Linked DNA regions of Homo sapiens: regions 2, 3 and 4 are each linked to region 1. Evidence: read pairs that join two places in POLR2A ChIA-PET (ENCODE). Cell type or tissue: MCF 10A. All regions are shown on one strand. Each heading gives the region's core, and the rest is flanking DNA. Links, peaks and the distances in the headings are about the cores only. Region 1 overlaps ARHGEF37 (Rho guanine nucleotide exchange factor 37). Region 2 holds the start of ARHGEF37 (Rho guanine nucleotide exchange factor 37). Region 3 has its middle 11 kb from the start of CSNK1A1. Region 4 has its middle 9.9 kb from the start of MIR145.

The links. Peaks named below come from ENCODE experiments on the same cell type or tissue, not always from the same donor. Only the 100,000 strongest peaks of a DNase experiment are listed, where the experiment ranks them.
Region 2: POLR2A ChIA-PET joins it to region 1 with 45 read pairs; 4 of 35 experiments call an interaction of 5 or more read pairs at or near these places.
Region 3: POLR2A ChIA-PET joins it to region 1 with 24 read pairs; 5 of 35 experiments call an interaction of 5 or more read pairs at or near these places.
Region 4: POLR2A ChIA-PET joins it to region 1 with 13 read pairs; 4 of 35 experiments call an interaction of 5 or more read pairs at or near these places.

Annotation. Positions count from the first base shown.
Region 1 is chr5:149,632,613-149,640,075 of GRCh38, reverse strand. ARHGEF37 (Rho guanine nucleotide exchange factor 37) reads right to left here. Exons shown (of 13, transcript NM_001001669.3): 13 at 5,108-7,463. LOC124901104 reads left to right here. Exons shown (of 3, transcript XR_007058990.1): 3 at 1,369-2,833. Among named protein-coding and RNA genes, the nearest start is that of ARHGEF37, 55 kb to the right of the region's middle. RefSeq lists an enhancer at 6,918-7,463. In MCF 10A, for the core only: a CTCF peak has its summit at 3,101 (motif pointing left); a DNase peak (open chromatin) is centred at 3,085.
Region 2 is chr5:149,577,551-149,585,013 of GRCh38, reverse strand. ARHGEF37 (Rho guanine nucleotide exchange factor 37) reads right to left here and starts at 3,516. Exons shown (of 13, transcript NM_001001669.3): 1 at 3,390-3,516. RefSeq lists enhancers at 1,339-1,508, 3,726-3,855 and a silencer at 3,466-3,645. In MCF 10A, for the core only: no CTCF peak of the experiment used is centred there; DNase peaks (open chromatin) are centred at 2,803 and 3,693.
Region 3 is chr5:149,558,765-149,566,227 of GRCh38, reverse strand. It overlaps a transcript of ARHGEF37 not described here. Among named protein-coding and RNA genes, the nearest start is that of CSNK1A1, 11 kb to the right of the region's middle. In MCF 10A, for the core only: CTCF peaks have their summits at 1,284 (motif pointing right) and 3,168; DNase peaks (open chromatin) are centred at 1,317, 3,317, 4,217, 4,747 and 1 weaker place.
Region 4 is chr5:149,436,793-149,444,255 of GRCh38, reverse strand. No RefSeq gene overlaps it. Among named protein-coding and RNA genes, the nearest start is that of MIR145, 9.9 kb to the right of the region's middle. RefSeq lists enhancers at 1,427-2,244, 2,245-3,062. In MCF 10A, for the core only: CTCF peaks have their summits at 1,552 (motif pointing left) and 4,140; DNase peaks (open chromatin) are centred at 1,545, 4,155 and 5,365.

The DNA of each region.
Region 1 (7,463 bases), core at 803-5,802:
GAGTAGGGGCCAGACACATGCTGCTGAGGCATCATGGCTAGAAAATTGTGTTTCCTCCTCCCCTCCCCCAGGGCTGTAGGGCCTGGCCCTTCCCCAAACCCTGGCTCTGCACTGACACAGTGCCCTTGGATTTCCTCTGTGTTTGTCTGCTCTGGGCCTGGCAGTAATGGTCTCAGCCAGCCAAGACTGGGGCAGCTCAGCAGACTACCACAGCCACTGATACTGGAGCATGACCAGCTCAGTTCTTCTGGGACTGAAGACATTCCAAGAGCTCCATGTAGGAATGGCTGACAGCCCCCTGAACCAGGGAAGGTGCAGACAGACCTAGAGATGATTTCCATTGTTCCCCAAGGGCTGGGCTGCCTGAGGGACCAGGTACCAGGGAGGTGCCAGGGATCCCATAGCACCAAGACCCAGCCCCTCCCTGCAGCCCTGGCTTCTGAGTGGTATTTTGCTGTCCAGTCAGAAAGCAGAAACTACTCTATGCATTAGAACAGAAGGAATTTGGGCTGAGCGCGGTGGCTCACACCTGTAATCTTTGCACTTTGGGAGGCCTAGGTGGTCAGGAATTCCTGAGGTCAGGAATTCGAGACCAACCCGGCCAACATGGTGAAACCCTGTCTCTACTAAAAATACAAAAATTAGCCAGGAATGGCGGCGGGCACCTGTAATCCCAGCTACTCAGGAGCCCGAGGCAGGAGAATTGCTTGAACCTGAAGGAGCTGAAGGTTGCAGTAAGCAGAGATCATGCCACTGCACTCCAGCCTGGGTGACAGAGCGAGACTCCATCTAAAAATTTTTAAAAAGAACAGAAGGAATTCATTCTGGGGAGTAGGTTACACAGGTGAAAGATCTGAGAAGCACCCCAGAGATGAACAATAGCAAAAAGACATTACAACCCCTCCACTGGAGGGATGCGGGGAAGATCCTAGTGTCTAGGATCTGGTGTCACCAGACAGAAACTGGAAGCACAGCCAGGCCTGTTTGATGGGACGTGGGACCACAAGGGAGGGGCTGTCCAGTGGGAGCTGGGACCACAGAGGAGACCGGCCACTGTCAGAGATGCTACCTGAAGCAGAGAGGGGGGAAACTGAGGCATTTCTCCCACCTGCCAGTGCCTCCCATTGGCCAAACCTACCAGGCAACCAGAGGGGAGGGGAGCCGGGGAGATGGAGTTCCCTGCAGCACAGAGCAGAGCAAGGCAGGGAACAAACATGATGGCAAGGAAGCAAACAGCCCACCTCTGGAGATAGGAGCTGCTCAAGATGGGAGGGCGCCAGTCCTGGGTTTCCCCCGGGCCAGCCTGCCTGAGGGTCAGGGCTGTCCCAAACCGGCAGCCGCTGCTTACAACTCAGTTTCCACTCACAGGCCCTGAGGATATCCAGACCCTAGAGGACCAATGACAGGCAGACAGGCCCAAGATGGGAAACCCAGAAGCACTCTGAGATGTCCTAGACGCTGAGATGTCCTGCCTGAGACCTCCAGGATTAACTGAAGGCCAGCAGCTAGTGCTCCTGAGCCCAGTCATAAGTGACAGTCTATGAGGGCAAACTGATCCCCACTTCTTTTCACTCCTTAAGCTTCTACTGAAGCCTCCAGCAGACTCTTGGGCCCCAAAGCTGCTGCGTCCCCTAGAAACACCTAAAAGGATGCTCCTGGCTGCAAAGCGCCCTGAGCCTATAACCACAGGAACTGCTCCATCAGTATCCAGTGTGCCTGCTTATTGCCTGGTTACCTGCCCGGCTTGTCCTTGTGCAGATGCAGTGGATGCCAGAACACCCTACAGCTGGAGAGAGGCGGGGAAACCCTCAGGTGCTTGTGCCTACGAGCACTGCCCCAGCCTGGCAGCACCAGGGATGGGAGAGGAAGGAAAGCCCCAGGAATGCCTGTGGGGTGTGACAGCAGCCCCTGAGTGAAGAGCTGTGCCCAACCCCAGCTAAGCCCTCAGGACCCAGGACAAGGGGCCTTCTTCTACATAGGAGAGTGGCCTCATCAGCATCCCACATAGAGGGAGGCAGACAGGCCCTGCAAACCTTCCTCTAAACTTCACGCATCTCCTCGGAAGTCCCTATAATAATGACAAGTAGGTTTATTGAGCACTAATGGGCTGGGTGCTTGGCTAAGTGGTTTATGTCAGCATCTCATTTAATTCTCCGAAGAACCTTGTATGCTAGTATTATGGGGAGCCTGTCTAGTGGGTCAGAAAATATGACCGACAATAAAAATTTGAAGACAATAACAACAATAATAACATTAACAAAGGAAACAATGCTTCCCAGAGATCTAAGGAAGGGAAATTAATGTCTGATGAAGGGATGATTAAAGTGACGATGGAGAAAGGGATTTCACAGGAAATACGAAGATACGAAAGTAATTCTTCAGAGAAGATCTCCACCAAGAACACTCAACCCACATTCAGGCAGAATATGCAAGGAGGCAAACTGTTGTGGACTACGCGATCTCCACATGGAAGATGTCACATCAAAAAATAAAAATAGGCCGGGCGCGGTGGCTCACGCCTGTATTTCCAGCACTTTATGAAGCCGAGGCGAGTGGATCACCTGAGGTCAGGAGTTTGAGACCAGCCTGGCTAACATGGTGAAACCCCATCTCTGTTAAAAACACAAAATTAGCCAGGTGTGGTGGCACATGTCTGCAATCCCAGCTACTCGGGAGGCTGAGACAGGAGAATTGCTTGAACCCAGGAGGCAGAGGCTGCAGTAAGCCGAGATCGTGCCACTGCACTCCAGCCTGGGTAAGACAGAGCGAGACTCTGTCAATAATAATAATAATAATAATAATAATAATAATAAATAAACAAACAAAAACTCTGGTTCCTGGCGGCTTCTCTTGAAATATCAGAATGGTACCACGGCACCCTCCTTCTGATGTGGGAACAGTTGGTTGGAGCCAAGAAGCTACAGCTTTTTAGACTGAGTGTGCATGCTCTGGTCAACACAGTCCCCACCACCCCCTAATGCCTTTCACTTGGCCCTTCCTCTCATCTCCACTAACTGCCTGGCACCATGGGCGTTTCGCATTGATCCCAAAGGCGCTTCCCAGCCGTCCCTTAGCTGATCCCCTGCTGCCACCTGGTGGTCACAGTTCTTCTGTGCCATCAATGCATATCAGTGATATTCCTGGTACATCTACCACCAGGCACACTGATTGTCCCTTATTTAATCCTTTTACCAACCCTGGGAGAACAGGAATTATTGTATCCATTTTACAGATGAGAAAACAGAAAAGGTAAGTTGGGTAATTATAGATAAGAAAAAAAAATGAGCAAGGTTAAGTGAATAAATCATTCAGGATCCCAGATTCCATGATGTTGCCAGAGTGGAATCCAGCTCTTTCCTTTGCCCCAGCCCAGGGTATTTTAGGCTCTGTCCTGCCACACCCTTGAGATGGCCAGAACTCTGCAGTGAGTACTTTTGAGTCTGAGTGGGAGGACAGAGCAGCCTGGGGGCCATCAGCAGATGTCTTCATACATAGAAACCACGGTCCATCCATAGTCAAGACATTTGCTGCTTGCCTATGGCCAAGTAGGTCTTGGACTCAGATTTTTTTTCTTTTTCTTTTTTAAAAAAATAAAAATAAATAAATAAATAAATAAATAAAAACAGGGTCTCCGTCTGTCACCCAGACTGGAGTGTAGCGGCGCAATCACAGCTCACTGCAGCCTCGACCTCCTGGGCTCAAGAAATCCTCCTGGGTAGCTGGGACTACAGGCATGAGGTACTGGGGCCTGGTGTGGACTTAGATTTTCTGAGGCCAAGTGCTGGGCCTTTTCATGCCACCACACTGCCTCCCAGGCCTGAGAAGGCCTCCATCCTGTAGATGACAGAGTAATCCCATAGGATTGCTTTATTTTTATTTTTTTGAGGCAAGAGTCTTGCTTCGTCACCCAGGCTGGTGTTCAATGGCATGGTGATCTCGGCTCACTACAACCTCTGCCTCCCAGTTTCAAGCAATTCTCCTACCTGAGCCTCCCGAGTAGCTGGGATTACAGGCGCACGCCACCATGCCCAGCTAATTTTTTGTATTTTTAGCAGAGACAGGATTTCACCATGTTGGCCAGGATGGTCTTGAACTCCTGACCTCAAGTGATCCATCTGCCTTGCCCTCCAAAGTGCTGGGATTACAGGTGTGAGCCACCACACCCAGCCGGATTACTCTCTCCAATCTTATGTATCCCACAAGGCCCAGCACCTGCACCACCTTCCTCAGGAAACTGCCCCTGGCCACCTCAGCCTTCCCAAATCTCTCCCTTGTCTGAGCACCTATATGCCTGGTCCATAGCACCCCTCTGGGGCTGAGGGCATCTTTTCCTGTAGGGCCAGATAACTGCTTGATGTCTGACTCTCCAGTCGGCCAGGAGAGTCCTTGAAGGCAAGGCTTTGGTGTTCCTATCCTCTCTGGGATGCTTACTAAGCAATATGTATTGAACATCTAGTACTTGAGGCACATGACAAAGGCTTAGGGAGATTCTGGGATGAATCAGAAGTTCTCAGCCTCAAGGAGCATGCAGTTGCCTGTGGGCGCAACAGGCACACAGTCAGAGCCTAGTGATCTTCCCAAAGTACAACCCTGAGCACATCACTCCTCTGTTTCAAACCCTTTCATGCCTCCCCCACTGCCCTCAGAATAAAATCCAAGGCTCCTTTCCATGTTTGCTGCACTTCTGGGCCTCCAAATGTTCTCTCTCTGCCATCTTCACCTAACCACCCACTGGGCCTCAGCTTGGATATCACCTCTTCCAGGAAGCCTTCCTTGGCCGCCAAGTCTGAGACAGAGGTAGGCCTCTTCCCTGGCTTGCGTGGCACCTGCCATTACTTCATCCTGACACTTACACGGCACGTAATTGATGGGTGCCTCATCTGCCTGCCTTAGAGACTGGGATCTGGAAGACCGGGCCTCATCTGTCTGATTTCTTTCTGTATCCCCCAGCAGCTCAGGCCAGCTCCCTGAGGCGTGAAGGGTGTCCATTAAATGGACACCTGAGCAAACAAGATATTATTTTTATATACAGCAAGTGTCTAGCAAACAAATGGCACAGCGGGGCATCTGGCTACCCAATGTTTAGAGTCACACAAATTCCAGAGACTTTCCATCTTTGAAGTCCTTTATTCCCAGCAGTTCACATCAGTTACTCATTGAGCTGGGGTTCGTCATATTAACCAAGAATTCATTCATCTTTCTTTTGATATTGTAATCTTGTCCTCATCTCCACAACTGAGTTGGGGCCTGAGGGGTTTAAGAGTTCTCACTCCATCACAGGAGGCAAGGGGTACCCTTGTGAACCAGACTTCAACTCCTGGAAGTCTTGTTCAGTTCATAGGCAAATATCTTTGCAAGTTTAGTATGAGACAGCCCAACGGTTAAATAAATAAGACACAGTGCCATGGTTCTAGGCATTTGGAGAGGGAAAAGGCACATTACACAGATTCCCCTGGAGAAAATACAGGCCATTCTCATCTTCTCAACATGCATTTTCCCACTCTTCAGTGACTTTTAATCTTATCCCCTGGTCTATGAGAAACCATAACCCACGTGCTACTGAATACATTTTTATTTTCCCTTCATGACATAGACTTGGTTCCAAGTATATTTTATTTTCCTCCCTTATGCCTACAAGACATCCAATTTTGTTCAGGTCCCTTTTAATGGCACTTAATAAATATACATTCTGAGACCTGGCAGAACAGGCTGTCCCCTTTCACACTGCCTTTAAAGCGCCTGTTTGAACTAGCTAGTGCAGAGCTCAGGTGGGGCACGTCCTAGCTTACAGCTCATGGCCATCTCTGGCACCAGGTCTATCTGTCCAATACTTTGTGTCTAGGGTAGAGGTCCCTAACCCTGGCTGCACATTGGAAGCACCTGGGAAGCTTTCTGAATTCCTGAGGCCCGAGCCACACCCTAAACCAATTTCATCAGAATCTCTGGGTGGGACGGAGCCTGGATTCTGCCAGTTGAAACCTGCCATGGTAACTTCAGTGAGCAGCTACACTGAGAACTCCTGAGCTACAATTCTAGCACACAGTAGGCCTTCGGTAGGTATCTGTGGAACCCACGAGTGGGTTTCCTATTTCATTATCTGTTCCCCTATGCTCTCTATTTTTATCAGAAATCTGAGCAGGAAAGAGCAGAGAGAATGAGTCAAGAGCATCCTCTCAAGTGAATTCGCTGCTGAGAAAGGAACCGTAGGGCTTGCATTTCTCTTGTGTCATGCAGTCTTCATGCTTTAACAGGCCCAGAGGAGGCAAGTTATAGACTGACACAGACATGTATATATTTCTTAAAAGCCCTTCAAAAACCAGAGCTCACTGCTTAGGCACTATGGTTATAACACAGACATGTTCTTGGAAGCATATCTAAACTACCTCCTGTTTGACACACATTCTAACTTGGGTTGGTTACAAACTTTGTCAGTTGTTAAGATCACACTTGGTCACATTTTCCCATTTCTGTGAATCTTGCAACTTATCTTTGCCCAGAGCAACAGCCTAGACATGACCACCCCAAGCAGGGACTGCACTGCACCCAACATTGCCCCAGCAGGTCAGTCCTCCTTGAACAGGAACTGTTTTTGAGGGGCTCCAATTTCCAGGTTCTAGAATGGGGTGGCTCACTTACCAAGTTAAAGAGGCTGGCTACATAGAATGCAGTATTGAGAAGCCCCCCAAGGTAGATCCTGGGTTACAGGAAAGAAAGCTATACTGATGAACAAGGTTTGCTGCCACAGGCATGGGCGTGGGGGAGGGCAGCATGCCGGGGGCCACCCCGAGATCACTGCTGTCATTTACATTTGTATCACACTTCACAGTTTACAGGGAGCTCTGCATGCTTAGCCCCACGTCATTCTCAGCACAACCCTGTGAGTGAGGTCTTTCTGGATGGGAACACTGAAGTTGTGTCCTACATCTAAGGTCCCACAGCCAATTGCATCACATCCACGGCTGCCTCCAGGACCTCAGGGGCCACCTGAAACCACTGGGGGTTCCCCCTGGCTCCCCTTCTAACCAGAAACAGGAAAGCAAGCCATTCCCTAACCTCCCCACCCACCAGGCCTTATCACCGCCTTCCCAGAGTTTCCTCTATGATTTGCATACCCCTTTGTTCCCTAGTCCTGAGAACACAGCAGTAGCTGTTCACCTGCTGCCAACAGCCTCACACACCCCACCTAACACAGTATCAAAATCCCCTCTTCCCTGGAACAGCCTCTGAATTTGCCTACACACATTCCAGAACTATGACTTGGTCACACCCACTCCCAGGACCAGTCAAGAGTCTTGGGAACCTCTCTGCTACACCGATAAATCCATGGCTTCCCCACTTGAGAGGGCTCCCAGTGGGTCACTGCCCAAGATAAACTCAGCTTCCAGCATAGAGAAATAAAAGCTGACTCATTGGTTATGATGTCTCCTGATACCATGTGTAGGAAGTGAACTGTCTGACCAGGC
Region 2 (7,463 bases), core at 1,692-6,691, 56 kb after region 1:
CTTTGGACAACATTTAGAAAAATTGTTTAAATAATGAAAGAGGCTCTTGCTCATTATATAACTAAATAAACAATATAGAAACATATAAAGAAGGCCGGGCATGGTGGCTCATGCCTGTAATCCTAGCACTTTGGGAGGCCAAGGCAGGCAGATCATCTGAGCTCAGGAGTTCAAGACCAGCCTGGCCAACATGGTGAAACCCTGTCTCTACTAAAAATACAAAAATTAGCCAGAAGTGGTGGCACATGCCTGTAATCCCAGCTACAATCCCAGCTACTCAGGAGGCTGAGGCAGGAGAATCACTTGAACCCAGGAGGTGGAGGTTATTGTAAGCAGAGATCATGCCATTGCACTCCAGCCTGGGCGACAGAGCGAGACTCCATCTCAAGAGAAAAAAAAAAGAAAAAGAAAAGAAACATATAAAGAACAGTTTATAGTCAAAATTAGAAAAAACATCCCAATATTTTAGAAACTACTGTGAAACAAAATAGAGCCACAGAGCCAAAAAGGGAAGGAATTTTCCAAGTCACTGTGCTTACAGAAAAGGACTTCTCTGTGTTGATAAATAAATGATTGGAAGTGAGGCGGAAAGACAGCAACAGACATCCCCTCTCCCATACGCAGACAGACATACACATTCTCTCTCTCTTTCCTGGAGGAAAAACTCCCCTTTATAAATACATGGAAAGGACAGGTGGTATGTGTCTTAACCCAAATCAAACAGCAGCTGTTTGTCCTTAGCCATATTTCCCCAGTTCTATTTGGAAGGCCTAAAAAGGTCTTCCAAAAGAGGAAGGAGACAACACAGTTTTTTTTTAAAGCAGTTATTTTTATAGATAAGTGAGTCTGCCCAGGCTCTGTCATCACAAGTTTGGATCCATAGATTTAAAGTTCTTGAGCCTTCCAGTATTAGGGAATTAAGAAAATAATAACAATTATTAGAATTATAAAATTCTCTGGGCACAGTGGCTCATGCCTGTAATCCCAGCACTTTGGGAGGCTGAGGTGGGAGGATCACTGGCATCCAGGAGTTCATGACCAGCGTGGGCAATATAGCAAGACCCCGTGTCTACAAAAAGTAAAAAATTAGCCAGGTGTGGTGGCATATGCCTGTAGTCCCAGCTACTCAGAAGGCTGAGGCAGGAGGATTGCTTGAACCTGGGCGGTTGAGGCTGCAGTGAGTTGTGACTGCATCACTGCACTCAGCCTGGGTGACAGAGGAGACCCTGTCTCTAAATAAACAAACAAATAAACAAATTCTTCAGCCTATTAATAAACAAGCAATAGGCTTTGGACAGTCAAGCTCTACAAATGCCATTTTGCTTCTGTTACAGCACATGAAAACACATTCCCTACCTCATTAGTTAAATAAAAAGCCATTTATTTGATCTAGGGCAGAATCAGCCAAGGCACTGTTTACCACAGTAATCTGCTGATCCAAGAGGGATGTGAGCCAACTGCCAGCAACTCCTATTCCCTGGCAGAAATTCAGCTGAGGCTCTATTGCTGAATAAGGGTGGGTGCTGCTCAGGTCCCAGTTTATGTCCTCTTTCCTCTCATTTAAAAACAAACTCTATAGGCCAGGCACAGTGGCTCACGCCTGTAATCCCAGCACTTTGGGAGGCCGAGGTAGGCAATTGCCTGAGCTCAGGAGTTTGCAATCAGCCTGGGCAACACGGTGAAACCCCATCTCTACTAAAATACAAAAAATTAACCGGGCATAGTGGCGTGTGCCTGTAGTCCCAGCTACTTGGGAGGCTGAGGCAGGAGAATTGCTTGAACCCGGGAGGCGGAGGTTGCAGTGAACCAAGATTGTGCCATTGCACTCCAGCCTGGGAGACAGCGAGACTTCGTCTAAAACAAACAAACAAAGAAAAAACAACAACAAAAAAACGGGGTGTTGACCCCATTTGAAAGAGGCAAGTGAAGCCCAGTAAACACTCCTTGTTACAGTATCTGGTAGTTTCTACTTTCAGCTTTTGACTTGGAGTCAAATATTGAGGGTAGTACCTTGCTGCACCCTTATTTAGGATACCATCACGAAGGTATGTGGTGTGGTCTGTAAGTCATAATAGGGCTGACTTTATTTTTTCATGTTTATAATTTTTTAAATTGTATTTTATTTCAGATACAGCCCAATTTCTTCCAGGTCATCACCCTTTCCTAATTCCCACAGCTTTGATGATTTTGTGTGTCATCACTTTTTTTTTTAATTAATTAAATTAAATTTTAAACTGTGTACATAATAGATGTACATAGTTTCAGGGTACCTGTGATACTTTAATATATTTATAAAGATCAAATCAGTGTACTTGGGATATCCATCACTTTAAATATTTGTCTTTATGCTAGAACCATTCAAATTATTCTCTTCTAGCTATTTTGAAATATACAATAGATTATTGTAAACTATAGTCACCCTATAATCGTCAGCACTTTTATTGAGCATATATTATGTCAAGCACTAGCCTTTATGTTCATTCTTAAGTCTGACAATAACCTGGAGGATGAAGCAGACACTCTCATCCCCCGTCTACACATAAAACTAGGCCTTGAAAAGGTTAAACTATGCTTCCTGGATCACACAGCTGGCTGTCTGGACGCACAGCAGGTACTCCTCCACCAGCTGCCTCCCTTCAAAGGAGCAAAGAAAGTGCTCTGAAACCACCCTGCCTGAGTAGCAGCCTGCAGGCATTCCTTACAGCAGGAATTCATGTCAAATCTCAAACTGTGCACAAGGCTTTGTGTGAACCCTTCTGCTGGGAGTGGACACAGATCTCTAAGGGGTCAGGGACCCCCAGAAGGTTAAGAACCAGTGCCTGGGCAGGCTGTCTGCTTCCCCACTGTAAGTTTCTGGCGTTCAGAAGCCGGACGTTCTGACTTCTAGTCCCAGCTTTGGCACGACTTTTCTGAGGGACCTTAGCCAAGTCACCTCACCTATGGATCACGGATTTCTGTTCTCTTTTTTCCTGGCCTTGACTGTCTATTCATAATTATATTTTGCTTGGCAAGGATTCTTTACCATTGTTTGTATTTTTCCGTTGTTATAATGTATGCATTCTTTCTAAAAGCTGTCTGAAATCCTGCACGGAAGAAGGCAGAGAGAAACAGGAACAAAGAATAATAATGTTTTTCCAGGCCGGCTAACCTCCCTGGGCCTCAGTTTCCCACCTGTAAAACGACTAGGGTAGGCCATATGGACCAGGTGGCTTACATTCTCATAAGGCTCAAGACACAAAGCTAGCTACCAAGCAAGTTGGGACCCGGGAGGTCGTCGCATCCTGCCTTTCTGTCCCACCTCCCTTTTCTGATCCTCCCAGCAGCTGTTTCCTGCACCCCTCTCCAGCCCCATCCTGCTTGACCAGGCCCCAAACGCCCAGCGGACTCACCCGCGCGCGCAAGGTGCCTGCCGGCGCTCACGCACGGAGGTCGGCCGCCCGGGCAACAGCGCAGCCGGGGCAGGAGGGGCGCGTCGCCCAGCTCCCGGCACCCGCGCCGCTCCGGGTGGCTGTGCCCACCGAGGGCGCTGGCGGGCGCGGCTATGCCCACGCAGCTGCCTGCGTGCGTGCGCCGCGAGGGGGTGGCTGGTCTCCAGCCTTTGTTAATTGTCTTTCTGGAGCCAGGTTGTTTTCTGTTCGCTGCTCCCGGAGTCAGCCCCGGCCGGCTCGGAACCGTGCCCTGGCTGGCAGCCAACCCGAAGGATTGCAGGCGGAGTTTAGCGACGTGCCGGCACCCACCCTCCCGCGGCCTCTCATTAAGCCACCTTCTCCGCGGGCTCGTCATCCAGAAAACAGGAGCCGGCATTTAGGCCACCCGGTGGGAATGCTGACCCCGGTATTACTGGATACCTTTGCTCCTGCCCGAATCACCAAACTGTAGGGCTGGGCCTCAATTTAATTCTTAGTGTTGGCTGCCGAGGAGCCCTTGGTTCTTGCCCCAGCTCTCCTGGGAGCCCTGCACAACCTTAGCCAAGTCGGCCAGTCGCTTCCATGACATGACGGTGTTGGTCCATTCTTTCACTCTACTGGGAGCAAGACACTGTTCTGGGCACAGAGAACACAACAGTTAACACGATAGACAAGGTCCTGGCCTTATTGGGCTCCTGTGCAAGACACTAAACCCACCATTGAAAGTGATAGTTGCTATGAAACGCATGTAAAGTTTCATATCGGGGCAACCAAACCTTGTTTGTAGCGTCAGGAATGGACTAGATTAGCTTTTCTCATTCTGCCACTTCTTTTATTCTTATTTTCATTTTTAGGGCTTAATTTAGGGCTTATTATTTATTATTACTGCTGGTAGTAGTCATATTGCTTACTAAGGGCCAGGCGCTATACTAAATGTTTTACTTGTACTGTCTCAATTATCTCATTCACAATTTCTCTAAGAGATAGGTATCATTATTATTATCCTCATTTTCAAGAGAGAGAAACTTAAGCTACAGAGGTGAAAATAACTTGCCCATGACACACAACTACTAAGTGACAGTGCCAGTATTCGAATTCAGACTATCTGAGGGTTCAGGCTGCTTAACCACCACTCTACACTCAGAAAAACATGAAAACCAGAAAAGTGTCTCCTCTTGAATGTGACAGATGAGGGCAACTGAAGGGGAGAGGGGTGGTATAGCTTGCAGAAGAGAAAAACCAAGGGTGCCGGGCGCGGTGGCTCACGGCTGTAATCCCAGGACTTTGGGAAGCTGAGGGGGGGGCAGATCACGAGGTCAAGAGATCGAGACCATCCTGGCCAACATAGTGAAATCCCATCTCTACCAAAAATAGAAAAATTAGCTGGGCGTGGTGGTGCACACCTGTAATCCCAGCTGCTTGGGAGGCTGAGGCAGGAGAATCACTTGAATCCTGGAGGCGGAGGTTGCAGTGAGCTGAGATCACGCCACTGAACTCCAGCCTGGTGACAGAGCGAGACTCCGTCTCGAAAAAGAAAAGAAAGAAAAAAGAAAAGCAAGGGAAGCTGAGGACTTTTCAAAAAAGTAGCCCTATGGATTAGACCTAACCTGTATGATCTTAGAGGCCACCAGGATGCAGAAAGCTGTAAGGAGATGCATTGCAATTTAAAATGTAAGGAAGAACTTTTCTAACAATTTGAGTATTTCAAAAATAACATCAGTTGGCGGGGCACGGTGGTTCACGCCTGTAATCCCTTTGGCACTTTGGGAGGCCAAGGAGGGTAGATCACTTGAGGTCAGGAGTTCGAGGCCAGCCTGGCCAACATGTTGAAACCCCGTCTCTACTAAAAATACAAAAATTAGCTGGGCATGGTGGTGGGCACCTGTAATCCCAGCTACTCAGGAGACTGAGACAGAAGAATTGCTTGAGCACTGGAGGCAGAGGTTGCAGTGAGCCAAGATTACACCACTGCACTCCAGCCTGGGCGACAGAGTGAGACTCTGTCCCAAAAATAATAATAATAATAATAATAACATCAGTTGCCTGGAGAGCATATCCTGTCACTAAAAGTAAACATTCAAGCAGAGAAGCTTATTAGGGATGCTTCAAAGAAAAGTCTGGTACAAGTTAAAAACTGATTGAGGTGATCTCTAAGGTTCTCTTCAATTTTGATATTTTGTCTATTCTAACCTACTGATAAAGAAACTAAGTGAGTCTTAGAGTGGCTAAGTGGCTTGTCCAAAGTCAGCCGGGAAGTGAAGAGCTGACCCCAAAGCTGAGACTGATTCCTAGATCAGACTTCCTGATTGTTTCCAGGTGAGGGTCTTGTGAGTGCTCAACGCCTCAGTTCACACTCCTGTAAAGTGTGTATGTGCCTGACCAGTTTTTCCTGAATGTGTGAAATCATCTGCTTTACATGTTTTACTTTGCGCTTTTTTTCAGAAGTACGTGATGGAATACTTTGCACTTGTAATGTGTGCCCATCTTCCTTGCTTGAGTATTCTGTGGTTTTAGACGTAAGTGTCAACACTCCCCGGGGCAGCTGCTGTATTATAGGATCCCAAGTATTTACTTGGCAATTTAAGGAGACCAAAATAAGCTGGATAATATTTTTCATTTGAAACTGATGTTTCTCTGATTCTATTTTAGGACTCAGTTATTTTGAGTGGCATTTCTAATGCACTGCCACTAATTCCACCATCTTTCACCCTAGTCACACAGATTTTGAAGAGCGGCAATCTACTTGTTGACTTTAGAAGGGGCATTATTTTCTCAGTCTTCTGGAGAGATGTTTGCTTTTGACTGGAAACCTCTAACAAAGGAATCCATTTGATTTCTAGAACATTTACAAAGAAATGGACATCACCTTGCCCTCGGTGACACTAATCCAAAGAAAAAAGGGTTCGCTTTCACTTCTACCTTTGACAGAGTGATCCATTTTTAAATTTTATGTATTTTGAAAAGAAAATACATGTGCCAGTTCAAAATTCAAAAGTATACTGTCAGGGTTAGCTTATTGATCTTTAGATTCCTCTTATTGCCTGCCATAATGCCTTGTGCATAGTAGGTGCTGAATAAGTGTTTGTTGAATGGGTGGATAAGTGAGTGTGAAGACATTGTAGGAGGCAAAGAGGTGGATTAGGGTGGGGCAGCAGACATTTGAGAGTCAAGAGACAACAGCCCCTTTCCTTGGTATTTCTTCTTTTGCCTGAGGTGTATGGGCCTTAAAGGGAGCCCTGACAGAACTCCTAGACCAGTTGCAAATTTGACCATGACTTTATTAAGGGATTTTTACTAAAGTAAGCAGCACTGGAGTCTTTTGGGTTGCACATTACCTAAAGACTAGTTACTAGCCAGAGTCCATGGTTGCAAGCGACAAAAGCTGATTCTGGTTAACCAAAGCAGAAAAGGAATTTCTTGGAAGAGTATTTGGGAGCTCAAAGAATCAGTAGAAAGGCTAGAGAACTGGATTAGTAATATAGACAGGCGCTGTGGGAGGCCAGGTGGCCAGATCCACAGAGGAGACCATGCCAGAGGAAAGATGTTTCTGCTGGACACTGGCAATGCCACTGGCCCTGCCATTCAGGCTCTGGTCCTGGGGACTGGATGCCATAGATCACCTAGCTGCCATTACTGTTACCGGCTACTGAATGTCACCACCACTGAAATTCACTAAAATTTACTGAATAAACTTTACACATTGCCTGCTTCTCTTCATTCTTCTTTCCAGAATCATAATCAGAGAAAACTGATACCAAGGCCTTTTGGCTTCCATGAATGAGATCCAGGGCCCTGCTTTACACAATGTCCTGTTTCCCAAATGTATAATGGTAACATGAAGGCTGGGCAGCCAGGAAAATGACAAATGTCCACATGGAAGTCATCTTCTAATAATTGGTAGGCCCCAAACTAAAAGAATTGAAGAACATAATCTGCATAATGTACTTAATACAGCAACTGAGCTGAATGCTCCAAACCTGGAGAAGTGGGTGTTATGTTTGTTTCTCAACCTTTTATAAGTTTAGCTAATCAGAGAACTTCTTTATAGCACTAATA
Region 3 (7,463 bases), core at 1,109-6,108, 74 kb after region 1:
ACCTCGCCTGTCCCACATAGGGTTTTTGAAGGTTCAATGAGTCTAAACTTCTTCCAAAGCCATAGATAAAATAGAGTTTCTGGGCCAGGCACGGTGGTGCAGGCCTGTAATCCCAGCACTTTGGGCGGCCAAGGCGGGTGGATCACCTGAGGTCAGGAGTTCGTGATGAGCCTAACTAACATGGTGAAACATTGTCTCTACTAAATATAAAAAAGCCAGGCGTGGTGGCACATGCCTGTAATCCAAGCTACTTGGCAGGCTGAGACAGGTGAATTGCTTGTACCTGGGAGGCGGAGGTTGCAGTGAGCAGAGATCGCACCATTGCACTCTAGCCTGGGCAACAAGAGGGAAACTCTGTCTCACAAAAAAAAAAAAAAAAAAAAAAAAAAAAAAAAAAATTAGAGTTTCTGACATTACAAAGCTAAGACCAGATTGTGGAATCACATGTCCTCACCAAGTCATGATGACCATGAAAGGCCCTGTCTGATCAGTAGTATAGTCTAGATCTAGGCTGTAAACCTCATAAGGGCTGGGGCTATCTTTTTTGTTCTTCATTGCAGTCCTGGCACTTAGTGCAGTGACTGGTCCAAAGTGGTATTCAATAAATAAGCCCAGTGCTTACAGCCTTAGAGACATGCCTCATGGCTATCATTGCTGGTGGCCACCTAAAAGGCTAGGTATATTTCAGTGTCTCTTGGTAGCCAGTATGCTTTTGCCCATTCATAAATATATGTTGTATAGTAGATAGTAGCACTGATCTGGAAATCTGGAAAACTGGCTCTGCCATTATTTTGACTTTGTCCCCTGCTGCCTATGCCTGTCACTCATTAAGCCACAAAATATTTACTAAATACTTATTACCCAGTGTGCTAATGCTGAGGACACAATGCAGATATAACTATAACAGGACTTATTCTCTGCTGTCATGGCTCATCGGTCCACTGGGAGAAACCAGTTTATAGCAATTATAATACAGTGAGATGGCACTATACTAGAAGGAAGAACAGGGTGCTTTGGGAGTAAATAAAAGGCCCCGTTTTTCTTATCCTGCATACATGAATTGATGTGCCCTAATTTGGTCCTTTTCATTTACCTTGTTCTGAAAGCACCACAGGTTTGCTCAATCTCCTAACACTTGCCTGGCTCCTCAAATGTTATTTTGGCCTCCTTGACTGTAGCTCCTTGCTGGGTATTTAACATCTGACTGTCCAGATTCAGCTTTCTGGCTGTGCCTGATGCTAGGCCACAGAAGGCTGGCTAGAATAACAATTACTGATCATATCCTCAAGATGGCAGCATTGTATAATCATTAAGATCACGATGTGCCATGGGTTCATTAACATACCTTGCTGTGCCATACCATGGGATCTACTAAGAGGATGTCTGGGAGTTGTTTTGTTTTTTTGAGAGAGTTTCACTCTTGTTGCCCAGGCTGGAGTGCAATGGCGCGATCTCGGTTCACGGCAACCTCCGCCTCCTGGGTTCAGGCGATTCTCCTGCTTCAGCCTCTTGAGTAGCTGGGATTACAGGCATGCACCACCACGCCCAGCTAACTTTGTATTTTTAGTAGAGACGGGGTTTCTCCATGTTGGTCAGGCTGGCCTCGAACTCCTGGCCTCAGGTGATCCACCTGCCTTGGCCTCCCAAAGTGCTGGAATTACAGGCGGGAGCCACCGCGCCCGGCCGAGGATGTCTGTTTTTATATCTTCCCTTAATCTTGAAAGAGATGAGCAGTTTCCTTCCCAGGGTGTTTTGTAGTCCTGAGATGCATAAACGGGAGAAATGAAAAAGCAGGTTCTTTGGAGTAAGAAAAATTTGAGTTCAAGTACAAGATGCAACCTTGAGTCATTTAGTGCACCTGGGCAAGTTAAGTAAGATATCTGGGCTTAAGTTGCCCTATCTAAAATTTAAAACAATGAAATTATTTTCCCAATGAAATTTTTTTATGATATAAGATAACATACGTAAGACTAATATTGTATAAAGCACTGTATAAATATTAAAGCACTTTGGGAGGCTGAGGCAGATGGATTGCTTGAGGACAGGAGTTCAAGACCAGCCTGGTCAACACAGCGAAACCCTGTCCATCTCTACTAAAAATATAAAAATTAGCCAGGCGTGTTGGTGCATGTTTACAATTTCAGCAACTCAGGAGGCTGAGGCATAAGAATTGCTTGAATCCAGGAGGCGAAGGCTGCAGTGAGCCAAGATCGCGCCACTGCACTCCAGGCTGGCCGACAGAGTGACTCTGTCTCAAAAAAAAAAAAAAAAAAAAAAAAAATTTAAACTAATTATTACCTATGCGTGGGAAAATCAATCAGTGTAGATGAAAACTCAAACTCAATATCTTCACGTTGATTAGAAGAAAGGTTCTAAAACCTTTAGAATAATCTAGAAATTTTTATCTGTTTCCTATGACACATCTGAAAGTCTACAGTGATGACCTTGTCAAAAGGAATCTTCTACACGAAGATACCAGAAGTGGTCGTGTCATAGTTGTTACACTTTCTTATTTTTGGCTTTGGACAATAATTGTAAAGTTTCTATTTCAGCTGAAAGCTTGTCTCCCTCCCCCAGGAAGGTTAGAGAAAGTCACCTTTGGCTTGAATTGCCTAATAATAACAGCAGCAGAGTATATTTCTAAGAGGTTTATGGCCTAAACAAAGTGCTCTCACATATCCTATATCAACTAGGGCAGAAGCTATGGCAATCAATGATACAGTGTAGGACACAAAAAAATACAGGCTAAGAAGAATGACAGAACTTGAAATCCTAAGCCACAAATCATCAAAACATGGCTTGCATATAGGTTAGAGGGGGCTAGAAGGTAAGTAGAAAGAGTCTTAAGTCTATCATTTGCCTGGCCTACAGAACACACACAAGGAAGCAAGATTTAGGAGCTCAGATCAGGTTCGGAGTCTGACAGGAAGCAAGAAGGGTGTAGAAAGGCTGGTGGGTAGCTAAGGTTTAAATAGGTCAATTGGCTTTAGAATCTGACAGGGAAGAGGCAGAAGAAATGAACACTGATGAAGCAGGAATAAGCAGCATTGTCTAGGAAGGATGGCTGGTGGGGACAGGAAGACAGAGGTGAGTAACCGGGATCAGACAGCTGGATCAAGGAACTGGACAGCACACCAGGAACTGCTGGGTTTGAGATTCAGACACGATGAAGATGGGTGCTGACTCTCAAAACTGTGGGAATTCAGGCACAACTGGAAGTCAGACCCTGATGGAACACCAAGCGGCAGAATTGAGATTTATTGAGCTGCAGATGAACTATGTAAATGAGCCAAGGGGGGAGGGGGATGATTTAAGTCAAATGTAAGCCTACTTAGGTAATCTCTGCTACTTTACTCCCCATTCAGATCTAGAACAGGCAGAAAGCTCTGGACAGGACATGTTCCCTGTAAAAGTAAACAGACATACATCATAGAACAGTGGTGTGGAATGTAAGGAATCCTTCTCAAAAAGCTGGTGTTCTTGGCCGGGCGCGGTGGCTCACGCCTGTAATCCCAGCGCTTTGGGAGGCCGAGGCGGGCGGATCACGAGGTCAGGAGATCAAGACCATCCTGGCTAACACGGTGAAACCCTGTCTCTACTAAAAATACAAAAAGTTAGCCGGGTGTGGTAGCCGGGTGGGCCCTGTAGTCTCAGCTACTCGGGAGGTTGAGGCAGGAGGATAGCGTGAACCCGGGAGCTTGCAGTGAGCCGAGATCGCGCCACTGCACTCCAGCCTGGGCGACAGAGCGAGACTCCGTCTCAAAAATAAATAAATAAATAAATAAAAATAATAAAAATAAAAGCTGGTGTTCTTGGGTAAGCTCTGGCTTCCTCACACCTACGATGGATACAATAGCTGCAGTTACCTAGCTCTTATACTGGCCAGGAAAAACACAAGTCAGTGAATCACAAAATACTCTATGAACTATACAGTGCCATATAAATACAAACTGACTTTTTATGCTTTGTGGATTAGGGCCCTAAAACCCAAAGTTCTTTTTTTGCCCAAAGTTCTTTTTTTCCCTACTCAGCGCCCTGGCTCTGTTCACTGCAGAAAGTCTTTTTGCAGTGGTGTTGGGCTTAGCCAGGCTGAAATGGAGCAGTTAGTTCATTTTCTGTGATAAGTATCAGTGCTTCCTGGCATCAGCATGGAGAGTTAAGAGTTAACAGGATGTGTTCTTAGGACCAGCTCTCCTCAGGAATGGCAACTCAAGCATCTTCCAAATTTAGTCTCACAAAGAAGAGTTAGATTACTATAGTGAGTAATAATGAGTCACGAGGAGCACAGTTTCATGCCCTTGCTAATGAACAATGCAGAGGAAGAGAACAGGGGCTGAGAAAAGAAAGGGACATAGAAATTGCAGAAACTCCAAAATACTATAAAATTCTTCCAAATAAAAATAGCTAACACAAATATTCCAAAATGCCACATATGACAGCACATTTCCAGGAATTAATGGTTGTTGTGATTAAAATAGAAAATTTAAAATACAATTTGATTATCTAAATATTGCCGGGACAGACTGATTAGAATAAGGTAATGGGAGTGGGATAGGAAACACAGGCGAAATGCAGCATTTAGTCTTTTTTTGTGCTTCTCAAGTCCTGGCCTTATCAGTAATGTTTTCAATGAGTAGATGGAACATTGATGACTTGAATTTCCTCCCTGTCAGGACATATCTCTGGCATTGCATATATTACACTGCAGAGTGTTCATTGCAGACAAACGAGTTAAAGCCTCCGGCATTATTTCACAGTAACTCTTTGCCAAGGATTAGACTACGTTGAAGAGTAAAAGTCATTTTGTGTTTTCCCTTTATGAAAATCTATGCAAGGACTTTTCAGACTAAAAGAGATTTACAGAGGTCACTTAAGTAATGCCCCTCCCCCACCCCCAGGGAAAGCTATACTGAAAAGTAAGGTATAATTATTGCCTTTTTTTTTTTTTTTTTTTTGAGACAGAGTCTTGCTCTGTTGCCCAGGCTGTAGTGTAGTGGCGTGATCTCGGCTCACTGCAACCTCTGCCTCCCAGGTTCAAGCAATTCTCCTGCCTCAGCCTCCCGAGTAGCTGGGACTACAGGTGCTTGCCACCACGCCCAGCAAATTTTTGTATTTTTAGTAGAGAAGGGGTTTCACCATGTTGGCCAGTCTGGTCTCGAACTCCTGACCTTGTGATCCACCTGCTTTGGCCTCCCAAAGTGCTGGGATTACAGGCGTGAGCCACTGCACCTGGCCAGTATCTTCTAATTTCTAACTACCTATCTATTGGTATGTTTTGCGGTTAGAGAATCTGATTTTCCTAACATTTAAGTATTAAAGAGCACAAGTCAAGATCTGCCTGTCAGAATTTTACATTTTATCTGAATTTTAAGAAGCTGTAAAAGACAAAGAGTATGTTAGTTTCTTCTTTCTACTTCAAAATATAGGAGTCATCATCAATAAATGGCACAATTTTTTTTTTTCTTTGAAAGTACAAACAGGGTTTTACCACATTGCCCAGGCTGGTCTCAAACTCCTAAGCTCAAGTCATCTGCCCCCTCGCCCTCCAAAGTGTTGGGATTACAGGCATGAGCCACCGCACCCAACCAATAGCACAATATTTTTAAAGCAATCTTAAAATCTGACATCTTTTAAAAGATTACAACATTGAAGTCCAGGAAAATATTTAAGGTAGAGTCACAATTAAAATCAGATTTCCTGACTAAGGTCAGGATAACATTTTCTGACATAATTTAACCTGTCCTTAAATACCCAACTAAAGGGATAATTTGGTTTCTCTTCTCCCACCCCAAAATAATTTTTAAGAATAATATAGGCCAGGTGTGGTGGCTCACGCCTGTAATTCCAGCACTTTGAGAGGCAGAGGTGGGCGGATCACCTGAGGTCGGGAGTTCGAGACCAGCCTGACCATCATGGAGAACCTCGTCTCTACTAAAAATACAAAATTAGTCGGGCGTGGTGGCGCATGCTTATAATCCCAACTACTTGGGAGGCTGAGGCAGGTGAATCACTTGAACCTGGGAAGCAGAAGCTGTGGTGAGCCGAGATCATGCCATTGCACTCCAGCCTGGGCAACAAGAGTGAAAATCTGTCTCAAAACAACAAACAAAAAAACAAACAAAAAAACATGAGATTACTTTTTCTCATACTTGGCTCACTGTAGTTTTGATTCCGAAGACATCTATTCTGTTTTCCAGGAAACTCATTCTCTTTACCCCACCCCCTGCTGCTTGCTTCCACCGAATCTAAGAATCTATAGAACTCAATTGCTTCACTAATGGGCAACAAATGTGTCTTGTTAGCTATGTCATAAAACAGACATTTTTAATAGCATGAGCACATCCTTGCAAACAACAGACTTGCAAAATTCTTGAGATTTTGAAATTGGGGGGAGAGAGAGAATAGGGGAATTGCACAATTAAATGTATTGAGTTTTAGAGCAATATGCTGGTCAGAAAAGAAAACCTAACAATCTCTTTTAAGTCTGTAAAGATAAATGAAAAGATTGAATAGTCCATGAATACGGGTTTAATCACCACAAACTATATCAAAACATAATTGGAAATTGTTGTTTATGATACAAGGAATTTTAAGAAGAGTAGCATTTCTAGAAATATATCCTAAACCACTTAATTTTAGATGCCAGCAAAGATTTAGCTACAGGAATATTCATTACAGCATAGTTTGTTTATATTAGCAAAAGTTTGGAAACAACCAGAATACTCAACGAGGATTGGTTAGATGTTGTTCCATCAATATGATTCATTATTAACATATGGACATTAAAAGTGATATTTCAGAAAATTAGTTATATGGAAACAGGTCTCCGACAAATCACTACATGAAAAACACAGATCTCAAAACAAAATGTATACCATGACTAGTTTTTGCACATTTGTTCCCCGCCAAGACGGAGTCTTGTTCTGTCGCCCAGGCTGGAGTGCAGTGGTGTGATCTTGGCTCACTACAACCTCTGCCTCCTGGGTTCAAGCAATTCTCCTGCCTCAGCCACCCGAGTAGCTGGGATTACAGGCATGTGCCACCATGTCTGGCTAATTTTTGTGTTCTTGGTAGAGATAGGGTTTTACCACGTTGGCCAGGCTGGTCTCGAACTCTTGACCTCATGATCTGCCCACCTCGGCCTCCCAAAGTGCTGGGATTACAGGCGTGAGCCACTGTGCCTGGCCAGTTTTTGCAAATTTTAAGAAATGAAAAATAAAATACGTACTTATATTTTTTGGGACAAGGTCTCGCTCTGTTGCCTGGGCTAGAATGCAGTAGTGTGATATGCAGATATACTGATACACATACACATATATACATATGCATAGAAAAATGCTGGAATTTTATACAGCAAAATGTTAACATTTGGTGATTACCTCTAAGAGATTTTTGTTTTTTTCCGATTTATCTGAATTTTAGAAATTTTTCAATGTCACATTTATAAGGAAAGGAACAGTAAA
Region 4 (7,463 bases), core at 1,092-6,091, 200 kb after region 1:
GGACTCTGGAACAATGAGACAAGGAACTCTGCTTCAGCACTGGAGGGTCCTGGGTTGCTGGGAGTTCATCTCGAGGAAAGACAGAGGTAGAGCCAAGATGTTTGCTTGGCAGCCTGACCGATGTCGGGGAACACCATTTGTGAGGCAGTCATTTGAACTGCCTTCAGCCCAGCCCCCTTTCAGGCAGCTGAAGGGAGACCAGAGACTGGTGCCCTAACCCCCCAAGCAGTGGTGGGCATGGTGGCAGGGGAGAAGCCCTCTCACAGCCCGCCTTGGGACAAGTAGAGAGGCCCACAAGGGCTGAAGTGCCGTTGACAGAGGCCAGGAAAAGGTGGCCTGGGGCAGGGGCTCTGAAATCACAGACCACTGAGTACTTCTGGGCTTAGAAGGCCCTGGGCCAGGAGAAACCGGGGTTAAGATTTTAACGTCTCTACCCTCCTCTGTTTTTCTTTTTCATTATCCTGCTTCAATTGGGCTTTGCCTTTCTAAACCATCTGAAATCCTTTTCAGAAGTGGGTGGGAGGCACATCAGATGCCTGAGAGCTGGGATTATCCCTGGAACCCCGGCAGGAGGCAGCGGAGCTGACAGTGCCCCCTCGGACTGCACCCGACCCACTCCAGGAAGGCCTCGAGTGTGAGTGCATGAGTGTGTGTGTGTGTGTGCGAGCATATGGAGGGGTGTGTGTGTGACTGTGTGAACATATGTAAGTGTGTGTACACGAACACTTGTAAGAGCTGTGTGAAAAATGAATGTGTGTTAGTGTATGAGAGTATGAGTGTGTGAGTGTTGTGTGTATACATAAGTGTGGGCGAGTGTTCGCGAGTGTGCAAGCTGTGTGGAAATGGGTGAGCTCTGGTTTGTATGAGTGTGTTGGTGTGAAAGGGTATGACTGTGAGCATGAATGTGTATATGTCTGTGTTAGCATGTGAGTGTGAGTGTATCTGAGTGTGTGAGTTTGGGGTGATTTGTGTGAAACGTGTTAGCATGAGTGTGCATGAGAGTGTGCATGTGTGAGAATGAGAACATGAGCGTGTGTCTGAATGTGAGTGCTAGTCTGTCCTCCTCATGGCACCACGGTGATCTTTAGAAAACGTACTGGTATCGTTCACTACCTAGTGGAAGGCGCTGCAGGGTGCCCACTGCTCCTAGGACCAGCCCATGCCCCTGGTGGCGGGGACTTGCCGTGGCTGATGGGGCTTCTCCTCCCCAGCCTTCCTCAGTCCTCAGTACCCTCCTTCCATTCCCCAGAGCTGGCCACAGCTGGTTGAAAGCAGCCCCAGGACAACTCTTCCTGGGGGGCAGTGCACAGGCCAGGGTGTCAGGGCCGGATGCTCTGGGACTGGAGAGTGCGGGGGTGTCGGCCGCCCAGGGGTCCAGGACAAAGAGAATGCTAATGTGCCAGAGGTACCTCTGAAACTTTGTCCTGACAACAGTGAGGCTGAAAAATCCCCAGGCCTTGGCCTTGGCCTTCCACGACTGCCAAGGTCACAGGCTCCCTTTCACTGGGATTCAGCCTGGGAGGCTGGAGACGCGCTCTCTGCTGCCCTCTTCTGGGCACCTGCCGCCTTGCGGATGCAGAGGGAAGCCAAGCCCACTGGCCCTGCAGAGCAGCTTCTAGTTTTGTGCGTGGGCACAGGGCTGCAGACGAGCCAGGCTGGGTGCTTCCCAAGGCTAAGGATAGGGGTTCACTGATGCTTGATGCTTATTGCAGGTCTGACACTTGGTAGATGCCCCCACAAAGGGAAAATGAACACACGGATTGGTTGAGGTGGTAATCAGAGGGGAAACTGAGCCCCAGAGAAGGCAACTTTGAGTTTGTTCCACAGGCGGGACTGGAACCAGGCCCTCTGGGTCCCCAGGGCTTGCCCAGCTGTGGCGTCATTGGGGCGTGAGTCCTGGCCTTTTCCTGCTTGCTATGAGCAGAATTTCCCAGGTGACTGGGCTGCCCCAGGAGAAATTGGAGGCCCTCCTGTTGGGGCAACTGGGTCAGGCTGGGCAGCGAGGGGCTGGAACCCAGCCTCCCTCAGCTGGTGCCCAGGCTCGCCCTGCCAGATTGTGCTGAGTTGGCCCACGCCTGGGCGGAAGATGACACGGACGCAGACACGCCCGGGAGCCGGAGGGTAGGGGGGTGCCCCAGATCCTCCTCTGGGCCTACCCCCTCTGCCACGCCATCATTACCCCCCAACAGAGGAGGATGTCAAGGTTCATAGAGGCTGGCGTTGCCCAAAGCCGCAGCCCCGGCATGTCCAAGCCTCTCTCCCTGCATCCCAGAACTTGCCAGTGAGTCCTGCTTCCTTCCTCCAGCTGCACAGGAGCTCCTCCGTGCCCTGCGCTGAGATGCGACCCCTTGAGTCTCATCCCGGGGCTCCCAAACAACAGCTGGCCTCATCTCTTCTGGTCACTCCATGTAGAAAAACGGAAGACACAGACACGCAGAAAGAAAACAAAATCACCTGAGACGCCCCTGCAGTGATCAGCCGCACCCCCAGATAAGCTTGTTAGCCCTGCCCTTGGTTGAGTTTAAATGGATTCTTCCCCTGCTACTGACTCCAGGACCGAATCCCCTCCCTAACGTCTCTGTGTGGCCTCCCCGAGTCCACCTTCAACCCTGTCTGAGCCAAGACGCCCCCATCCTGGCCTCACAGGCCCAGTGCCTGACCCTCTTAAGCTTCCCCTTCTCCCACCACACCGTCCTCAACGATGGCTCAGGAAGCGGGTGGGCCGCAGGGACCGAGATCCCACTTCTACATGAGACGACTTGGTCAGCGACCCCTGCTCTAAGACCTTCCGTGGCTCCCAGGCCAACAGGAGAAGGTTCAGATAGCTCAGTCTGGCATTCAAGGTCTCACCTCACATGGACCCCTCCACCCTGGTGGCCTCCAGGAATGGTCTGCCTCTTTCTGGGTTGGCCTCCCTTGATCGCTTGGGAGCTGTGTGAGAGCAGAGCTCCATCTACTTTATCACAATATCCCCAGGGCTTACCCCAGGCCTGCACATAGTAGGCACTCAGTAAATGTTCGCTGAAACCAAAGGGAGCTGCTTTGATCAGATCAATTCAGTCTTGTTAATAACAAGAAGCAGCACTTATTCAGCAGGCATTATGTCCAGGTATTGTGCTAAATGCACTCTAAGGATTCCCCACTGAGTCCTTGGAACTGCTCTATAAGGTGGTGCTACTGTAATGCACGTTTTCCAGATGAGGGAACTGAGGCCCACAGACACTAAATGATTTGATCAAAGCCATATCCAGGATTCTGATCCAGCCCATACCCACTTTTTTTTTTTTTTTTTTTGAGATGGAGTTTCACTCTTGTTGCCCAGGCTGGAGTGCAGCGGCATGGTCTCGGCTCACTGCAACCTCTGCCTGCCGGGTTCAAGCAATTCTCTTGCCTCAGCCTCCCAAGCAGCTGGGAATACAGGTGCTCGCCACTACACCTGGCTAATTTTTGTATTTTTAGTAGAGACAGGGTTTCACCGTGTTAGCTGGGCTGGTCTCAAACTCCTGACCTCAGGTGATCCTCCCACCTCGGCCTAAAGTGCTGGGATTACAGGCGTAAGCCACCTTGCCTGGCCCCTACCCACTTTCCTAGACTGTAGGGTTTGCCTGCCTGTGCCCATCTGTGTGTATGCTAGGGGTCTGCCCCCTTTTTGTCTCCCTTTTACCCACGCTTCTCTGTCAGGACCCAAAGCGCCCTTCCATTCCTCTCTCTCAGGCTCAGCCCCAGGGCCAAGGCAGTGCAGGGAAGGGCTGAGTGCCTGAGGCTGCAGGGATGGGCTCTTCAGAGAACAGGCGCACATCTGCTGTTTCATGTGGCTGAACAAGATCCAACAGGCCGATTTTAGGTAGCAAACCTCAGGTTCCTGAAATGAGCTTGAACTGATGCAGCATTCAAGAAGCCTGGCCTGGGAATTTGGGCCCAGGCACAATCGCAGACATGCTATGTGACCTCTGGCAGGGAGCTTAGCTTTGCTGAGCCTCAGTTTCCATGTCTGTAGAATGGGCATGAGAATAGCTACCTCACAGCATCATGGGGAGGATTAAACATGAGCTGGCACTGGAGGCATCCCATAAACCACAAGCCACTAATAAAGGTGAGGGGGAGATATTATTGCCCTGGGATTAGCGGTGGCCCAGTTCAACCACTAGGAGGAGAGACGGGAAGGACAGACGCAGCCGGCAGGAGCCCAGGTTTTTCCAGTTAGGGTGTGTGCATGTGGGTGGGGAGAGGTGGAAAGGAGCACAGGAAGGAAGGTGGGGCCTCTGTTGCCAGCTGCTGAGTCACCCTCCTCTTTATTCTTCCTTTTACGTTAAAAAAAAAAAAGGTCTTAATTACTTTTTCTGCTTACAAAAGTGGCACATGCTCATCGTATAAAGTTCAAACAACATCAAAATATACAGTGTGGAAGGTAGCTCGTTTCCCATGCTTATGCTCCCCAGATGGAACCACAGTTGACATTTTGGTGTATGTTCTTCCAGATTTTTCTCTGGATGAACAGATGTCTATTTACTAATTAGAGAAGCAGATTCCTTGAAGATAATTTAATTTAATTTAATTAATTAATTAATTAATTTATTTTTTGAGATGGAGTCTCACTCTGTTGCCCAGACTGGAGTGCAGTGGCACGATCTCAGCTCACTGCAACCTCCATCTCCTGGGTTCAAGTGATTCTTCTGCCTCAGCCTCCAAAGTAGCTGGGATTACAGGTGTGCGTTGCCATAGCCAGCTAATTTTTGTATTTTTAGTAGAGAAGGGGTTTTGCCCTGTTGGCCAAGCGGGTCTCGAACTCCTGACCTCAGGTGATCTGCCCACCTTGGCCTCCCAAAGTGCTAGGATTACAGACCTGAGCCACTGTGCCCAGTCCTTTGAAGATAATTTAAAGTGAGGCAGAACTGTGTAATGGGTAGCCTCTCACCACCATCTCAGAACTAACCACTGTTAACAGCTTTGTAGGTATATGCTTGAATGTTTTATATGCATTTGTATCTACAAGTGGGCGTAAAGGTGGGGGGAGGCGTTAATGATTATAGACACAAAGGCCAAGACACCAGCGTACAACTCCCAATAGGTCACTAGTTTGGGCGAGTGACCTCTCTGAGTCTCATTTTCTTCCTCGGAAGATGAGAATTCCACCTTGTTTAGAGTGTGGCTGAGAAAATGAAATGAGATAAAGTATGCTGAGCTCAGCACAATGTCTGGCTCAGCCAGGATTAGCTATTGTTATAGGCCCACACAAAGAGTCTTTTCCTCCTGCAAAAATGGGATCATACTATGCATACACTCCTGCTTGGTTTGGAGGCAGAATTACGGGGAAAGATTAGTCATAGGGATCCTGAAATTTACATTGGAGATGAGAAGTCTTGCATTTAAATTCACAGAATTGGTTGTGCAAATGTAGACTGGGAGAAACCTGGATTTCACAAGCTGAATCATGGCCAACTCTGCCAGGTGGCTGCATCCCCAGATGCTGAGCTCTCTAAGGAGGGAGATGATGGGGCTTCTGTAGCCTGGGTTGCTCAGTCATCTGAGGCTTCCATTCCCCCTCCCTTGCCATGCGGTCTTCCAACTACCTACTTGAAACATTTTGAAACTTCTAAAACTTTCCTCCCTTCCCAATCCCCACCTCCTGCAAACCCGCTTTGTCCTCCAATCTCCCCAGCCACAGCAGAGGCACCAAAATGTGCCATTTGCTTAAACCAGACAGGGGAGGGGTGAGGAATGCTACATTCTGACTTTTCCCTCCCACAGATCACTTTCTCTTGGCCTTTCCTCCCACACGTGCCCACTCCGCCTCCATCCCACCACCCTATAGTTCATTCCCCACCCCACAGCTAGAAGAAATGTTTCAGTTTACTTCGGTCTTTTTGAGTAGGTAGCATGATGGGTTGAATGGTGGCATCCCAAAAGATATGTCCAAAGCTGGATTCCTAGGATCTGTGGGACTGCGACCTTGTTTGGAAAAAAGGATCTTTGCAGATGTAATTAAGTTAAGAATCTTGAGACGAAGAGATCATCCTGGATTATTTGAGTGGGTCCTAAATTCACTGACAAGTGTCTTAATCAGAGTCACATGGGGAAGATTTGACAGAAGGGGCCAGGTGTGGTGGCTCACGCCTGTAATCCCAACATTCTGGGGTGCTTTGCTTGAGCCCAGGAGTGTGAGACCAGCCGAGGCAACATGGCAGGACTTTGTCTCTACAAAAAAATATAAAAGTTAGTTGGGCACGGTGGTGCGCCTGTAATCCCAGCTACTCAGGTGGCTGAGGCATGAGAATTGCTCGAACCCAGGAGGTGAAGGTTGGAGTGATCAGAGATTGCACCACTGCACTCCAGCCTGGGCGATAGAGCCAGAACCTGTCTCAAAAAAAAAAAAAAAAAAAAAAAAAAACAGAGAGAAGGGGAGGAGGCCCTGTAACCACACAGACAGAGATTGGAGCAATGTCCTCGATGCACCAAGAAATGTGTGGCGCCCCAGAAGATGGAAGAGACAGGGAAGAGAAGCTCCCCACAGCCTTGGGAGGAAATGTGGCCCTGCCCACGCCCGGATTTGAACTTCTGGCCTCTGGAAATGTGAGAGAATAAATCGCTATTGTCTGAAGCCACCCAGTTTGTGACAGTTTGTTATGGCAGCCACAAGACAGGAATACAGATGATATCTACATATGGTTAAGATGTCAAAATGATGCAAGAGTGGGTATTGAGAAGTTTGCTTTCATAGGTAAACACTTTTATTAGGTCCTTTTGTATTTTTCCTGGGTTTCTTTATATAGATATAAAAAAGTATACAAGAGGAATACATTTGCTTTCCCTCCCTGCCCCGTTTAGGAGTGATCTTTTAATTTTACTTTTTTTTTTTTTTTTGAGACAGAGTCTTGTTCTGTTGCCCAGGCTGGAGTGCAGTGGAACAATCTTGGCTCACTGCAACCTCCCGAGTAGCTGAGATTACAGGCATGTGCCACCCTGCCTGGCTAATTTTTGTATTTTTAGTAGAGACGGGGTTTTGCCATGTTGGTCTTAAACTCCTGATATCAAGTGATCCACCTGCCTCAGCCTCCCAAAGTGTTGGGATTACGGGTGTGAGCCACCGTGCCTGGCCAGGAGTGATCTTTTAAAATGTGTATCTGACGCTGTCAGTCACGCACTTAGATGAGATCCAAACTCCTCAAGTGGGCTACGCGGCTCCACCCAACCTGGCCTCTGTGCCCCTCTGACCCCATCCCATGGTCTCCTCTTGTCCTCTAGGCTCCAGCCCCACTGTCCTCCTGCATGAAGATCCCACTCTTTTTCTTCTTCTTCTTTTTTTTTTTGAGATGGAGTCTCACTCTGTTACCCAGGCTGGAGTGCAGTGGCGTAATCTCGGCTCACTGCAACCTCTGCCTCCCGGGTTCAAGCAATTCTCCTGCCTCAGCCTCCCAAGTAGCTGGGATTACAGGCTCCCGCCACCACACCCTGCTAATTTTTGT